Regions from separate parts of the Homo sapiens genome. Here regions 2, 3, 4 and 5 are each linked to region 1. The links are chromatin contacts, found by Hi-C or POLR2A ChIA-PET in ENCODE. All regions are on one chromosome and are shown on one strand. Each heading gives the region's core, a stretch centred on a gene start or an enhancer-like site at or near the end of the contact. The rest is flanking DNA. Distances are from core to core; before and after follow the strand shown. Region 1 holds the start of ACP4 (acid phosphatase 4). Region 2 holds the start of NAPSA (napsin A aspartic peptidase). Region 3 holds the start of POLD1 (DNA polymerase delta 1, catalytic subunit). Region 4 has its middle 3.5 kb from the start of MYREM. Region 5 holds the start of ASPDH (aspartate dehydrogenase domain containing).

Evidence for each region. A loop is a pair of places that touch in the nucleus more often than their neighbours do. ChIA-PET counts read pairs that join two places held with the same protein, here RNA polymerase II (POLR2A). Pooled maps may share reads with other maps.
Region 2: a map of mammary epithelial cell shows a loop between it and region 1 (6-fold over the local background). The contact joins the promoter of NAPSA here to the promoter of ACP4 in region 1. A Hi-C loop is called at or near these places in 102 of 168 maps with a recorded cell type or tissue (A673, B cell, CD14-positive monocyte and 58 more), 37 of 37 single-sample maps with no recorded cell type and 49 of 50 pooled maps. POLR2A ChIA-PET finds 5 or more read pairs at or near these places in 10 of 52 experiments (A673, B cell, CD4-positive, alpha-beta T cell and 7 more).
Region 3: POLR2A ChIA-PET joins it to region 1 with 14 read pairs in A673. The contact joins the promoter of POLD1 here to the promoter of ACP4 in region 1. A Hi-C loop is called at or near these places in 20 of 168 maps with a recorded cell type or tissue (B cell, CD4-positive, alpha-beta T cell, CD4-positive, alpha-beta memory T cell and 16 more), 6 of 37 single-sample maps with no recorded cell type and 30 of 50 pooled maps. POLR2A ChIA-PET finds 5 or more read pairs at or near these places in 8 of 52 experiments (A673, CD4-positive, alpha-beta T cell, CD4-positive, alpha-beta memory T cell and 5 more).
Region 4: POLR2A ChIA-PET joins it to region 1 with 10 read pairs in AG04450. The contact joins the enhancer-like site here to the promoter of ACP4 in region 1. A Hi-C loop is called at or near these places in 8 of 50 pooled maps. POLR2A ChIA-PET finds 5 or more read pairs at or near these places in 2 of 52 experiments (A673 and AG04450).
Region 5: a map of ovary shows a loop between it and region 1 (2.2-fold over the local background). The contact joins the promoter of ASPDH here to the promoter of ACP4 in region 1. A Hi-C loop is called at or near these places in 16 of 168 maps with a recorded cell type or tissue (B cell, CD14-positive monocyte, CD4-positive, alpha-beta T cell and 10 more), 14 of 37 single-sample maps with no recorded cell type and 24 of 50 pooled maps. POLR2A ChIA-PET finds 5 or more read pairs at or near these places in 15 of 52 experiments (A673, AG04450, CD4-positive, alpha-beta T cell and 12 more).

What each region holds. Positions count from the first base shown.
Region 1 is chr19:50,789,108-50,791,750 of GRCh38, reverse strand. It overlaps ACP4 (acid phosphatase 4), which reads right to left and starts at 1,336. Exons shown (of 11, transcript NM_033068.3): 1 at 1,226-1,336; 2 at 1,053-1,157; 3 at 891-977; 4 at 1-95. The coding sequence starts at 1,336. It overlaps LOC105372439 (a long non-coding RNA gene), which reads left to right. Exons shown (of 4, transcript XR_936026.3): 3 at 2,036-2,133.
Region 2 is chr19:50,364,352-50,366,994 of GRCh38, reverse strand. It overlaps NAPSA (napsin A aspartic peptidase), which reads left to right and starts at 1,356. Exons shown (of 9, transcript NM_004851.3): 1 at 1,356-1,456. The coding sequence starts at 1,374. The region is part of intron 3 of LOC105372437 (a long non-coding RNA gene); the gene reads right to left. RefSeq lists an enhancer at 1,006-1,155.
Region 3 is chr19:50,382,997-50,385,639 of GRCh38, reverse strand. POLD1 (DNA polymerase delta 1, catalytic subunit) reads right to left here and starts at 1,293. Exons shown (of 27, transcript NM_002691.4): 1 at 1,250-1,293. It overlaps NR1H2 (nuclear receptor subfamily 1 group H member 2), which reads right to left. Exons shown (of 10, transcript NM_007121.7): 10 at 2,252-2,643. RefSeq lists an enhancer at 59-560 and silencers at 1,280-1,369, 1,400-1,519, 1,530-1,629.
Region 4 is chr19:50,491,069-50,493,711 of GRCh38, reverse strand. No RefSeq gene overlaps it. Among named protein-coding and RNA genes, the nearest start is that of MYREM, 3.5 kb to the right of the region's middle. RefSeq lists enhancers at 1,427-1,506, 1,547-1,606. Within about 2 kb of position 1,287, at least 4 of the 41 ENCODE cell types and tissues checked have a DNase peak (open chromatin) inside an H3K27ac peak, as active enhancers do.
Region 5 is chr19:50,512,561-50,515,203 of GRCh38, reverse strand. ASPDH (aspartate dehydrogenase domain containing) reads left to right here and starts at 1,291. Exons shown (of 7, transcript NM_001114598.2): 1 at 1,291-1,432; 2 at 1,788-1,932; 3 at 2,193-2,277; 4 at 2,394-2,543; 5 at 2,624-2,643. The coding sequence starts at 1,381. All of the region lies in intron 1 of LOC124904747 (a long non-coding RNA gene), which reads right to left.

The DNA.
Region 1 (2,643 bases), core at 87-2,586:
TCGGGGCTCCCTGGAGCAGCCTCGGGAAACAGCCCGGCAAGGTTGGCCTGGGCACTCTCCAGCGTGCGGTCAAAGTCCGTGCTGCGGATGTACACCTGGAGCGGGGTGGAGAGAGGGCACGCGGGGGGTCGTGGTTGGGGACAGAGGTCAGCTGTCGTGGCAAATCAGAAGCCTCAGATTCACTTTGGAGTAGGGGTCAGACACTGAGAATCATGTGGCCTTCGAAGTTGGAAGTTGGGATCAAGGGTCCAGAGGCTAATGTCAGGAGCAGTTGGGCTGGACGTCCTAAGCTGGACAGCCATGTTGGATTTAGGGGGTCAATTGAGTCAATGAGGGTCAAAAAGGAAGATCAGAATCAGTAGAGGCTGGAGGTTAGAGGTCAAGTTTAGGAGGGCAGCTTGGAGGACTTGGAGTCAGAGTTCAATACATGTTCTTCAGAGGTTAGGAGGACTGTCTGTAGCTGGGGGATGTCAGAAGACATAGGAGGAGACAGAAAAGGTAGGTCAGAATTGATAAAGCGTAGAGGTTAAAGGTTAGAGGTCAAGAGGGCAAGTTACGTCAACAAGGGTCAAAGATCGAAATCAAGTTTGGGGTCAAATGTCAGAGGCCAGAGGTCTGACTGGAGTCAATGGGACTTAGAAAACAGAGATGGAGGCCAGAAAATAAAGTCAGAGTTGATGGAGGTCAGAGGTCGAGATGTGACAGGTTGAGATGGGGTCAGAAGTCAGTGTGGGTTAGTCAGTGTATCGGGGGTCAGAGATTAGAGGTAGAGGGCAAGTCAGGTTGATGGAGGTCAAAGGCCAGAGGTGGAGGCCCAAAGAGAGCGTTGTAGTCAGTGGAGGTCACAGGTGGGAGGTCAGGGGGCCAGGTGGGGGTCACTATGGCCCTACCTCCTCCCGCCGGTACTCCGGACTCAGGAAGGCCTCGTAGCGGCTCCTCAGGAAGCGGCCCAGCTCCAGCTGCTGGCGGACCCCCTCCTGGGGACAGAACAGCCTCAGCCTACCACTCCCCACCCCTCCCACCCTTGCCCTCACCGCCTACCCGCTTCTCACCGTGGTCAGCTGGCCCAGGCCTCGTGGCCACAGGGTGGAGGCCACCTCCTTGTGTGGGTCCATGGGGTAGGAGGCCAGCGGGGCCCGGTCGCCATGGCGGAATACCTGGGGACAGGACTGGTCAGGGCTAGCCCTGGGGGAGCTAAGGGCAGGCCGGGGTGGGGGCGCCTCACCAGAGCCACGAACACCAGGGGTCCTTCTGGCAGGGCCCGGGGTGGCAGCACCAGCAGCAGCAGCAGCAGGAGAGGTCCAGCAGGGTGGCCCCAAAACCCCAGGCCGGCCATTTCCACCCAGCCCAGACGCTGAGCTCAGCCCACTGTCTGGGCCGCAGCCCCGCCTGTCCCAGCCCTGCACTCAGCACCCCCATTATAGCAGGCCCTGGCACGCTCCCCCAGGGGCCACAGATCCCATTCCCCAGCGCCTCTGCCAGCCTTGGATTAACCCGTTTCATCTTCGTTTCATCTTCATCGCTGCCCCAGGAGACACTGATGTGCTTACCACCATCCCCATTGTACCGATGGGGAAACTGAGGCACAGAAGGGTTCCCTAACTGGCCTGAGAAAACACAGATTTCTCAGACAAAGCTGCGATTTGAACACAGGTGCCTTTAACCTGGTTGCAGACTTGGACAGAGACCCCCACCCCACATTGTTCGTCTCAGCAACAGTCTTGACCCCCTGAGTTGCAGAGGCTGACGATAGTAACTATGTGCTTGATTTTCTGTACTCTGATGCTTTGACATCAGGGGCCTTGCTGATCGTAGAAGGACCACCCCTCCCAGGGTTACCAGTTCCTGGAGATAGTCAGGGACTGGCCCAAGCGCATGCCTCTCCTGTACAAACCAGCCAACCCACCACCCAGGCCACCATCCACCTGCCCTGATCACCCGGGGCAGGGTATCGGACAACTCAGGACAGCCCCTGTGCCCCAGAGCCTGCTGAAATGGCGCAACCAGCCACTCTTTACCCTACCTTATCCCACAGAAAACACAAGGAAGCCGCTTGCTCGTGGTCTACCTCCTGGGCACCATTGGTGCGTCCCCATGTGGCCCCTGTGGCATGCCCCCTCCTCTGGGGAAGCTGTGAGTATAACAAGTCATCTTCCTTTCTTTCTTTTTTCTTTTCTTTCCTTTTTTTTTTTTTTTTTGAGATGTAGTCTTACTCTGTTTCCCAGGCTGGAGTGCAGTGACACAGTCTCAGCTTGCTGCAACCTCCACCTCCCAGGTTCAAGCGATCCTCCTGCCTCAGCCCCCCTAGTAGCTGGGATTACAGACACACGCGACCATGCCCGGCTAATTTTTGTATATATATATATATGGCCAGGCTGGTCTTCAACTCCTGACCTCAGGTGATCCACTCGCCTCGGCTTCCCAAAATGCTGGGATTACAGGCATGAGCCACCATGCCCAGCCAACAAGTCATCTTTCAATGGCAATCGTCTGCTGCTCAGGCGGCCTCACCATCCCACAATGCTAATAAAATCTACACTTCGCAGCACCACCTGGGGCTGGCTGGCTCTCCTGCCTCACTGCGCACAGTCAGCCTCCAGTCCTGTCCTAGGTTTTTGTTGTTTTTTGAGACAGGGTTTTGCT
Region 2 (2,643 bases), core at 107-2,606, 420 kb after region 1:
AAACTAGCTGGCATGCGCCTATAATCCCAGCTACTTGGGAGGCTGAGACAGGACAATCGCTTGAACTCAGGAGGCAGAGGTTGCAGTGAGCCAAGATGGCGCCATTACACTCCAGCCTAGGCAATAAGAGTGAAACTCCATCTCAAAAAAAAAAAAAAAATTTAGCCAGGGTGGTATCGGGTGCCTGTAGTCCCAGCTACTCGGGAGGCTGAGGCAGAATTACTTGCACCTGGGAGGCAGAGGTTGCAGTGAGCTGAGATCACACCATTGCACTGCAGCTTGGGCAACAAGAGCAAAACTCCATCTAAATAAATAAATAAATAAATAAATAAATAAATAAATAAATAACTCATCAATGCCCAGCCACCAATGAACATCTATAAGCATCAAGGCCATCCAGAATAAATGACCTTACCAAACAAATCAAATAAGCCACCAAGGACCAATCCTTGAAGAAACAGAGATATGTGACCTTTCCGACAGAGAATTTAAAATAGCTGTTTTGAGGAAACTCAAAGAAATTCAAGCTAACACACAGAAGGAATTCAGATTCCATCACATAAATTTAACAAAGAGATTGAAATAATTGAGAATCAGCTGGGTGCAGTGGCTCACGCCTGTAATCCCAGCACTTTAGGAGGCTGAGGCGGGCGGATCACCTGAGGTCGGGAGTTCTAGACCAGCCTGACCAACATGGAGAAACCCTGTCTCTACTAAAACTACAAAATTAGTGGGGCGTGGTTGCGCATGCCTGTAATCCCAGCCTGGGCAACAAGAGTGAAACTCGGTCTCAAAAAAAAAAAAACCAAAAAACAAAAACAAAAACAAACAAACAAAAAACAATACCCAATGATCTGTTGTCAACAAGAAACATACTTCACCTACAAATAAAACAGTAAGAGACTGGGTCCTGAAATGCGGGCCCACTTCATATGTGAGGGCAGGTGTCTAATCATGTCCTTTCTCCCTTCCCCCAGGCCCTTCACAGATACCTGCTGGTCTCTCCCACTTGGCCAAGGAAACACTTGTGGTTAATAAGTCTCAGAAAAGTTATGTGAAAGTTAAAAGTAAAACTGACAGCAGCTGAAGGATGGGGGGGTGGGAGGTGGTGACGGTGGAGGAGACCCCACCACCACTGCCACCCAAGTAGGGAGTGAGGAGCACCAGGAGCACAGGATGCTACTTCTGCCAACCCTACAAAAATACTCTGCACAAATCTTCAAAAAACATCCTTGTCCCACTGCGTCACCTGCGGACAGATTTCATGTCCTGGTCTCCTTCTAAACCTGGAGGTGGGGCATGAACAGGGTGGAGTCACAGGGGAAAGAAAATGAGGCCCCAGGACACCTGGGTTCACACCCAGGTCCCCAGCGATGTCTCCACCACCGCTGCTGCAACCCCTGCTGCTGCTGCTGCCTCTGCTGAATGTGGAGCCTTCCGGGGCCACACTGATCCGGTATGGTGACCCCATCTACCACCCCAACCTTAGGAGGGATTTTCTGCCTCTTGCCCTTTAAGTCTAGGACTCCCAGTTCAGTGATCCCCAAACTTGGCACCCAGGATCCCTAGAGCTTCTTTCTCAGCTTTCCAGATCTCTAAACCAGGCTGTCACCCCTAAGGGCTCCACTCTGACATCTCTTAAGACCAGATTTCTTTTTTTTGAGATGGAGTCTCACTCTGTTGCCCAGGCTGGAGTGCAATGGCATGATCTCAGCTCACTGAAACCTCTGCCTCCTGGGTTCAAGCGATTCTCCTGCCTCAGCTTCCCAAGTAGCTGGGATTACAGGCTCGCGCCACCATGCTCAGCTAATTTTTGTATTTTTAGTAGAGACGGGGTTTCACCATGTTGGCCAGGCTGGTCTGGAACCCCTGACCTCGTGATCCGCTCACCTCGGCCTCCCAAAGTGCTGGGATTACAGGCGTGAGCCACCGCGCCTGGCTGACCAGAGCCCTTTTATTATTATTATTATTATTATTATTATTTATTATTATTATTATTATTTGAGACAGAGTCTTGCTCTGTTACCCAGGCTGGAGTGCAGTGGGGCGATCTCAGCTCACTGCAACCTCTGCCTCCCGGGTTCAAGTGATTCTCCTGCCTCAGCCTCCCAAGTAGCTGGGACTACAGGCACATGCCACCACGCCCGGCTAATTTTTGTATTTTTAGTAGAGATGGGGTTTCGCCATGTTTGCCAGGCTGTCTTGAACTCCTGACCTCAAGTGATCTTTCCGCCTCAGCCTCCAAAAGTGCTGTGGTTACAGCTGTGAGCCCCCGCGTCCGGTCCCAGAGCCCTTTTAAGTCCCAGATCTTACAACACTGAGACTCTAGATTGAGGACCCCTCCCCCTCCTCTCAGGACTTTTTTTTTTTTTTTTTTTTTGAGACTGAGTCTCACTCTGTTGCCCAGGCTGGAGTGCAGTGGCGCAATCTTGGCTCACTGCAAGCTCTGTCCCCCGGGTTCACATCATTCTCCTGCCTCAGCCTCCCAAGCAGCTGGGACTACAGGCACCCGCCACCACGCCCGGCTAATTTTTTGTATTTTTAGTAGAGATGGGGTTTCACAGTGTTAGCCAGGATGGTCTCGATCTCCTGACCTCGTGATCCACCCACCTCAGCCTCGCAAAGTGCTGGGATTACAGGCGT
Region 3 (2,643 bases), core at 44-2,543, 410 kb after region 1:
CGAGACTCGCCTGAACTCGGGAGGCGGAGGTTGCAATGAGCTGAGTTTGCACCACTGCATTCCAGCCTGGGTGACAGAGCAAGACTCTGTCTCAAAAAAAAAAAAAAAAAAAAGAGAAGACAGTGGCAACAAGTTCCTTCAGTGGAAGGGCTGAGGCGAGGCACTGACATCGCCCTGCCCACTCCTGGCTCCGCTCTAAACCCTGCCCACTCACTCCCCCACTAATCTTTGCCTTCAGAGCGGCAACCCCAACCTGCTTCTCCCTTAGCCTTCCCCATCCAGCCTGCTGCTCAAACCACAAACCCAGGAGTCATCCTGGACTCTTCCCCTTGCTCCTACGCCCAGTCCATCAGCCAGTCCCCCTGTCTCCGCCCGCAAAGGTAACCGGAGCCTGATTCTCTGCCTGCAGGACGCTCTCCCTCCTAACAGATCTCCCTCCTTCCATTCTTATTCCTGCTACAATCCAATTTCCACTCAGTGGTGAGTTTTTCAAAACATGGGGCGAATCGTGTTGTTTCCACGCTCAAACCCTCCCACGGCTCCCCGCTGAACCTAGAATAAAGGAGAAATTCCATACCAAGTTTTACAAGGCCCTATAGGATCTAGTTCCCCATCATGACTCCGACCTCATCTGTGTTTCTCTCGTCCCCTCGGCTCCTGCTACAAATACGCCAAGCTCCTTCCACCTCAGGGCTTTGCACTTGAGGGTCCCAGAGCGGTCGATTCTGGACCACTCCAGCTAAAGCAACAGGCTCTTCGCTCATTATCACGTTACCCTGCGTTAGTTTCCTTCTGAGAGCATCTCACAGCCCCAGAGCACTGCTTTACTGATCTATTAAAACTCATCACTTGTCTACCGTCTGTCTTCCCGAGACAGGGACTTCTCTGACTTGTTCCTGCTTCCAGAAAAGTGCCTGGCACAGAGTACTCAAACACCCAGCGAATCCAGGATGACACCAAGCCCGCACGTGCACCACCCAGTCCCCCCAGCTCCTCCCGGGCCACGTCCCGCCCCACGGTGCCCGGCGCATGCGCCCCCTGCCCGCCGAGGAATTCCACCCCCACCCCGGCCTTTTCCTGCTCGTCCCCGCGCCCTCGCCCAGGAAACCCCTGGCCCCTGCCCTCTCCTGCGCGCCCCCGGGCCAAAGGGTGCCCTCGCAACCGTCTCTCAGATCTATGTGCCTGGCTGCTCAAGCCCCGTTCCCTACCAGGCCCACTGCCCCGAACTCCCTTTTTCCCCTCTACTCACCCGCTTCAAACAGCGTTTCCCGCCACAGCCTACGCCGCCGTGACCCCTGACTCCCGCGCGCGCAAGCCCAGAGCCGCGGCGCTCAGAGACGGGCCACGCCCCCGCCTGCCCAAGTGCGGGCAAGGCCACGCCCCGCTTGTTCGACTGCAGGGCAGGCCCCGCCCCCTCTCTCAGCTTCCGAAGTGGCCTCGCCCCCTTGCTGAAAAATTCCCTTAACTCCGCCTCCCCATGACCTGTCTGCCCGAAGCCACGCCCCTCCGCGCGGCTACCTTCACGACCTCGTGCGGTCTGGGCGCGCCGCGGTTCTGTTCTCTCTCCTCCCACCCTCGGGTGTTGCGCGCGCATCCTCCGCGTCCCCCCGCCCGCCTCTCGCCCGGGGCCGTGTAGGGAGCGCTGCCCCGTCGCTGCCCAGCAGCCAGCTGGTGACCTGACGCCCAAGATCCCCGCAGAGGCTGGCCGATAAGCGGTAGAGTCCTGGCTTGATCTGTTCTCCTTCATCCTAGCTTCAGTTTCCCTATACGTAAATTAGACTCAACAACGCATGATAGGGACACTTGTGGGGCGCCCGGTACACTACTCTTAGGATAAGGTGATCATTGGTAACTACTCTCACTTCCGCTGTTCCCCGCCCCAAATAAATACACCTTTAAGTTGCATCCCTCCATCCAACCCCCCTTTCGCCCTCGATTGGAATTGCTCATTCAGCTCCTTCAGGGCTGGCACAGGGGCAGGAAGGATTGGAGGAACTTCGTCGCTTCGCTCCGAACTCCTGGCGTCTCTCCTTTCAAACTTTGCACGTGCTGTTCCCTCAACTTGGAGGCCCAGCCCCCAGGCTCTTGTTTTAGGTCCCAGCGATTGCCTCTGTTGTGATACCTTCCCTGATTTCCTCTAGCCCCACCACAGTGCCACGCTCATTAAAGTCCCTATCCCCCGAGTCTTGGTAGGAGGATGGTTATCTTGTTCACAGATGTTTCCAGTGCCTAGAATTGTGCCTAACTGTAGTTAATGCTCTGGAAACATTTATTGGGTGAATGTCTCCATCTCTAGAATGGCCAACCCAGTGCCTGGCCCACAGGAGGCCTCAGCAAACACTTGTTGTTCGGACAGAAGTCCAGGTCCCCTCATTCACTTAAATCCTGTTTATCCTTCAAGGGTGAGTTCTGATTCACCTTGTCCAGGGAGGTGACCCTGAGGCTGAGGCCTCTGTCCTGAACTTTCACAGCAGGCGACACACCACCCAACACTGGGACCCTATGTGCCACCCTTTTCCCAACAGCCTGGGGACACCCAGTCCCACCTGCTCAATCAGGTTCGGGCACCCAGTGTCACTGAGGTCCCTAGAAGCCCGCGCCCTCTCCATCTTGCACTCCAGCTCCGGGCTGGATTGTATTCAT
Region 4 (2,643 bases), core at 38-2,537, 300 kb after region 1:
GCACCAATTGAGCGCCAACTGTGTACCAAGGCGACTCTCTTTAGCCCCTTCCTTTCCCCTCAGCCGCCACAGCCCTAGAAGGGGTGGCCAGCTACACCGTGCGGGGCTGCAGGAAAGAGGAGGAGGAAGGAGGATGTGGGCTGCAGCCTGATTTCTCCCTTGGAAAAATATGTGGACGACAATGGCTACTCCCTCCCAGGTCAGGGTGGGGTGGGGGAGGCTGAAGGAGGCCTGGAGGGACTCTAGGAAGGAACACTCTAGAATCTGAGCCTGAGAGGCAGCCCGTGCCCATGGAGGGGACGCTTCTGCTGCCAGTCACCACACTGGATTCAAGCCTGAGCCTCCTTCCTCCACCTCCCTCTCCCCTCCGCAGGCCTTCCTGCCCTGCAGACACTTGGCGGGTGGTCCCTGGACTCCTCACCACCTGAGGGAGCAGATGAGGAAACTGAGGCTCGGGCGGGAAAGAGGATTTGCCCCTCCCCATTCTCCTTCTACCTCTCCTCTGTGACCCCCTTCCTCTGTCTCTCTCGCCCTCTCCTCTCTCCCATTCTCTGAATCTCTCCCCCAACCCCTGCTCCCACTCTGTTCCTGTCTCTGCATGCCCCCAAATTCCCTTTTTTTTTTTTTTTTTTTTTTTTTGAGATGGGGACTCGCTCTGTCGCCCAGGCTGGAGTGCAATGGAGCGATCTCAGCTCACCGCAACCTCCTCCTCCCTCTTACTCCACCTCCTCCTCTTTCCTCCTTCCTCATCTTTCCTTCTCCTTCTTCCTCCTTCCTCTTACTCCCTCCTCCTTCCTCCTCCTTTCCCTCTTTCCTCTTCCTCCTCCCTCCTCCTCCTCACCCCTCCTCCCCCTTTCCTCCTCCTCTCCCTCTTTCCTCTTCTTCCTCCCTCCTCCTCCTTCCTCTTTCCTCCTCCTCTTTCCTCCTCCTCCTCACCCCTCCTCCCCCTTTCCTCCTCCTCCCCCTTCCTCCTCTTTCCTCTTCCTCCTTCTTCCTTCTCCTCCTCCTCTTTCCTCTCCCCCCTCCTCCTCCCCCTATCCATAACACACACACACACAGGCTGTCCCTGTCCCTGTGTGTCCTCTCTTCGGCTGGATCCTCAGTGTTTCCTCCTCTCTAGGTCTTGCACACACTGCTCCTCCCTTGGGCGATATTCCAGTCCTCCACACGCTTCCACCCAGCCCCACCTTTTCCTGATTGTCCACCTTGTGGCTCTCAGCCTTTCTGGAATCTTCTCCCTTGTCCTCCAGACTGCCACCCCCCACTGTCTTCTGCCCTCTCCTTCCCCTGCGCTAGGTCCTCCTCCTCATCCCCGCCCTGTCATTTCCTCATCGTCTGTACCCAACCCCCAGAGGAGGCGCTGATGGGGCCCCAGTCTCACTGTGCCCGTCCACAGCAACCGACTGTGTCAGAAGGAGACAAGGGGGCCGGGGACAAGGGGCAGCACTGTGGTTAGGGCCTGTGCCCTTGGTCTCCCTCCCTCCTCTGCCTCCTTTGCCTCCAGTTTCTGTCCCTTGGATTTGCCTCTCCTCTTTCCTCTCACTCCTGCCTCCCCTTCCTCTCCCTGCACCTTCAGTGAGTTCCACCTGGCTTCCCCTCCACACGCTCCTGGTGGCTTCTCTTTGGCGCTTCTCTCTCTCTCTCTCTCTCTCTCTCTCTCTCTCTCTCTCTCCCTGTCTCTCCCATCTCTCGCTGTCTCTGTCTCATTTTCTCAGTCCGTCTCTGTCTCTCTCGCTCTGTCTCTCTCACTCTCTTGCCATCATTGTCTCTGTTTCTCTCGCTGTCTCTTTCTTTCTCACTCTCTCGCCATCATTTTGTCTGTTTCTCTCACTGTCTCTCTCTGTCTCTCGCTTTCTGTCTCATTGTCTGTCTCTCTCTGGCTATCTCTCTTTTACTGTCTCTCTCTCGCTGTCTGTCTCTCACTCTCTCTCTCGGTCTCCCTCTTACTGTCTCTCTCACTGTCTCTCTTGCTGTCTCCCTGTCTCTTTCTCTCACTCTTTCTCGCTATCTCTGTTTCTCTCAACGTCTCTGTCTCTCTCGCTGTCTCTTTCTCTCTCCATCTCTCGCCATCTCTCTCTCCCTCTCTGTCTCTGACACACTCTATTTCTCCCATCCTCCCCTCCATGGGGCTTTCCTGTTTCCTTTCCATCCTCACCTTCACTCGCTCTTTCCTCTCCGTTTTCTCCCTCACCCCACAAGCTCTCTCCCCTCGCCTCTAGTCCCCCAAGTCCTTCCCAGCTCCGCCTCTCCATGCCCGCTCCTTCCTTTCCAGTTCCTCTGCCAGTCATTGTCCTTGACCCTTCCCTCTCCTCGTCTCTGCTCCCACCGGCTCGTCTGAGCCTGGCGCTGACAGCCTTCTCCCCACCCCGCCCAACCCCACCCCCGACTCCCGCCATCCCCTCGCCTCCTGGTCCCTGTCCCCCTCCCGCGTCCCCGTCTTCTTGATGACTCCAACAGCTGCAGCTGCAGAGGCCCCGAGGCCCCTCGGAGGAGACTGGGCAGGGAGGGCTCCTCCGCATGCTGGGATATTTTTATCCTGCCTTGGACGATCGGGACGATTGGTCCTGCAATCTGTTTCACCCTTTAAGAAACTCATTTCATGTCCTGCCAGGTCCTGGGACCATAAGCTCGCGTGTCTCCACA
Region 5 (2,643 bases), core at 42-2,541, 280 kb after region 1:
GCTGAGGTGGCTTCGGGGACACAGCCCTGAGGACACACAGGCCTGCGCCCAGCCCCCTTCTCCCCTCGTAGTGGCCCAGGCTGTACCCCGTACACGGCAGCTATGGGCACTATGGGGACACTCAGGCCCCAGCAGGAGTCAGAAGGTAGAGATGGCGGGAGGCCCCCCACTTCCGTGAGGTGCCTGGCCCCTGCCCCCTTCCTGGCTCTGTCTACACCCAGGCATCTCATCTCTCCCACACCGGGGGCTCCTGGCTCTGGAAGCCAATTCCTCCCTTATCAGCAGCGGCAGCCTTTGGGTGCCACGTCGGGGTCTTGGCCCCTCTCTGTCTGCCCGCGTCTGTCTCCTCTCTCCTCCCGTCAACTTGGGGCTCTCGCCACCCAGTGCCCGCCCCCCCCACCCCATGCTCCCGTTCACGCTCTCTTTCTCTCCAGCCTCCTTCCAGCGCCAATCCTGGTTGCCATGGAAACACTGCAGCGGGTACCAGGTGGTGGCTGGGGGCAGGGAGCCTGCGCTGCCGCAGCCTGCGCCATTTCCGATGCCAGGCACCCTCAAGGCACAGAGGCTGGGGCTCATGTTGGGGGCACTTGGCCTCTCCAGGCCTCGAAGGCTTCTCCTGGGCTGACGCGAGCTGGGGAACGGGAGGGACGGACGTGGGAGCGAGAACGTCACACTGGAGGCAGCTGGTGGCACGATGGGGGACAGAGTGAAAGGTAGCAAGTCAAGGTGAACTGAAGGATGATCAGAGCGGAGGGAGGCTGTGGACAGGGGCGGAGGCTGTGGGAAGGGGACCCGTGCTGCGCAGCGGGGCTAGGGAGGTTGGACCCGCTGAGGCAAGGGCACATTGAGGAGAAGCCACAACCAGGGCTCCCGCTGCCTCTGGGAGGGCTAGGGCCACGGCCAGGCTGAAGCCTCCCTCAGACCTTAGCCGCCTGAGGACAAGGAGGAGAGGTGAGCACGAGGGGACAGACAGAGCCCAGAGTCCCTGTCACCATCTCTTCTCCCAACCCAAAGCAAGATGCAGTTTCCATGACAACCTGGCCGGCCAGAGAGGGGGCAGGGGACTGCAGAGGAAACTTTCCACATCAGCAGGGAGAAAGAGGGTGTGCTGCAGGGGAAAGGGGGGCACGCAGGGTTCCCAGAACCCCCGGTCACCATGCTCACTGTGCTGGACCCGGGAAAGTGGACAGAGCACAGGGAAGGGTTCTCCCGCCTCCACTCCCGCAGGCCCACGCCCCCACGCTGGGCCTGCGGGGAAGGGGGAAGACTGAGCCCAGAGGCTCAAGGGTCAGATGTCCAAAGAGCAGCGGCTGCCCAGGCCTTGTGCAGCGGGCAGCGAGCAGCCCAGGGAGCCAGGCCCCAGACACCGCACTCAGGGCCATGGCCGACAGGGGCCCGTGGAGGGTGGGCGTGGTGGGCTATGGCCGCCTCGGTGAGTCCCTGACCATCCTTGGCCTCCTTCCCCAAACCCCTTCCTAAAGCTCCCAAGACTCTCTGCCCTCCACAAACACTTTTTTCTCTCTCTATCTGCCCCTGGCTGTGTCTCTGGGTCTGCCCACTGCACCCCCACCCCAGGTCTCTGTCCTCTCCGTCTCTGTCTCCCTTCTCTCTGGGCCTCTGTCCACCCCACTGTGTCTCTGCCCTGCCCCCATCTCTGTCTCCCTACCCCGCAATCTGAGTCTGTCCCCACCTCCTCTCTCTCTGGGTCTCTGTCCCCACCTCCTCTCTCTCTGGGTCTCTGTCCCCCTCTCTCTGGATCTCTAGCCCTCTCCTTTCCCTCTCCCCAGGACAGTCCCTCGTCTCCCGCCTCTTGGCTCAGGGACCAGAACTTGGCCTAGAACTTGTTTTTGTCTGGAATCGTGACCCAGGACGAATGGCAGGGAGCGTGCCCCCTTCCCTGCAGCTCCAGAACCTTGCTGCCCTTGGGGAAAGGTCAGTGACCTTGCCATGGGAGAGTGGAGCTCCCTGAAGCTCCTGTCCTGGCTCTCTTAGCCACTGTGTGATCTCAGGGGTTCCCTGACCCTCTCTGGGCCTTGGTTCAAGCAAATGTGAAACAGGACGAACCCATTCATCTCATTTCGCCTCCCAGGTCAGGGAGAAGAAGGGCAGCCCTCAGTAGACTCGGAGGGAACCTTGGGGAGAAGAGGCCTAATACCTCTCCAAGACCCTCCGCCCTCTTTCCCCTCTCCCAGGCGCCCTGATCTGGTTGTGGAAGTGGCCCATCCCAAAATAATCCATGAATCTGGGGCACAAATCCTGCGCCATGCCAATCTCCTGGTAAGCCCCACCCCAACCATTTACGCAGAGCCCTGCCCCTTCTGTCTTGGTCTCACCCCACCCTGAAGTGGATATCCTTCCCTGACCTCAACCCTCCCCTCCTTCATCCACCCCAGGTGGGGTCCCCCTCAGCTCTAAGTGACCAGACCACAGAGCGGCAGCTCTTGGAGGCCTCACAGCACTGGGACCACGCCGTGTTTGTGGCCCGAGGGGCCCTGTGGGGCGCTGAGGACATCAGGAGATTGGATGCAGCTGGGGGCCTCCGGGTGAGGCCTGCTGGGCTCCCCAGGAACCAGGGGAGGCCTGCAAAGACCCCACTCCCCCTAACCCGGGCTCTTGCTTCCAGAGCCTTCGTGTCACCATGGC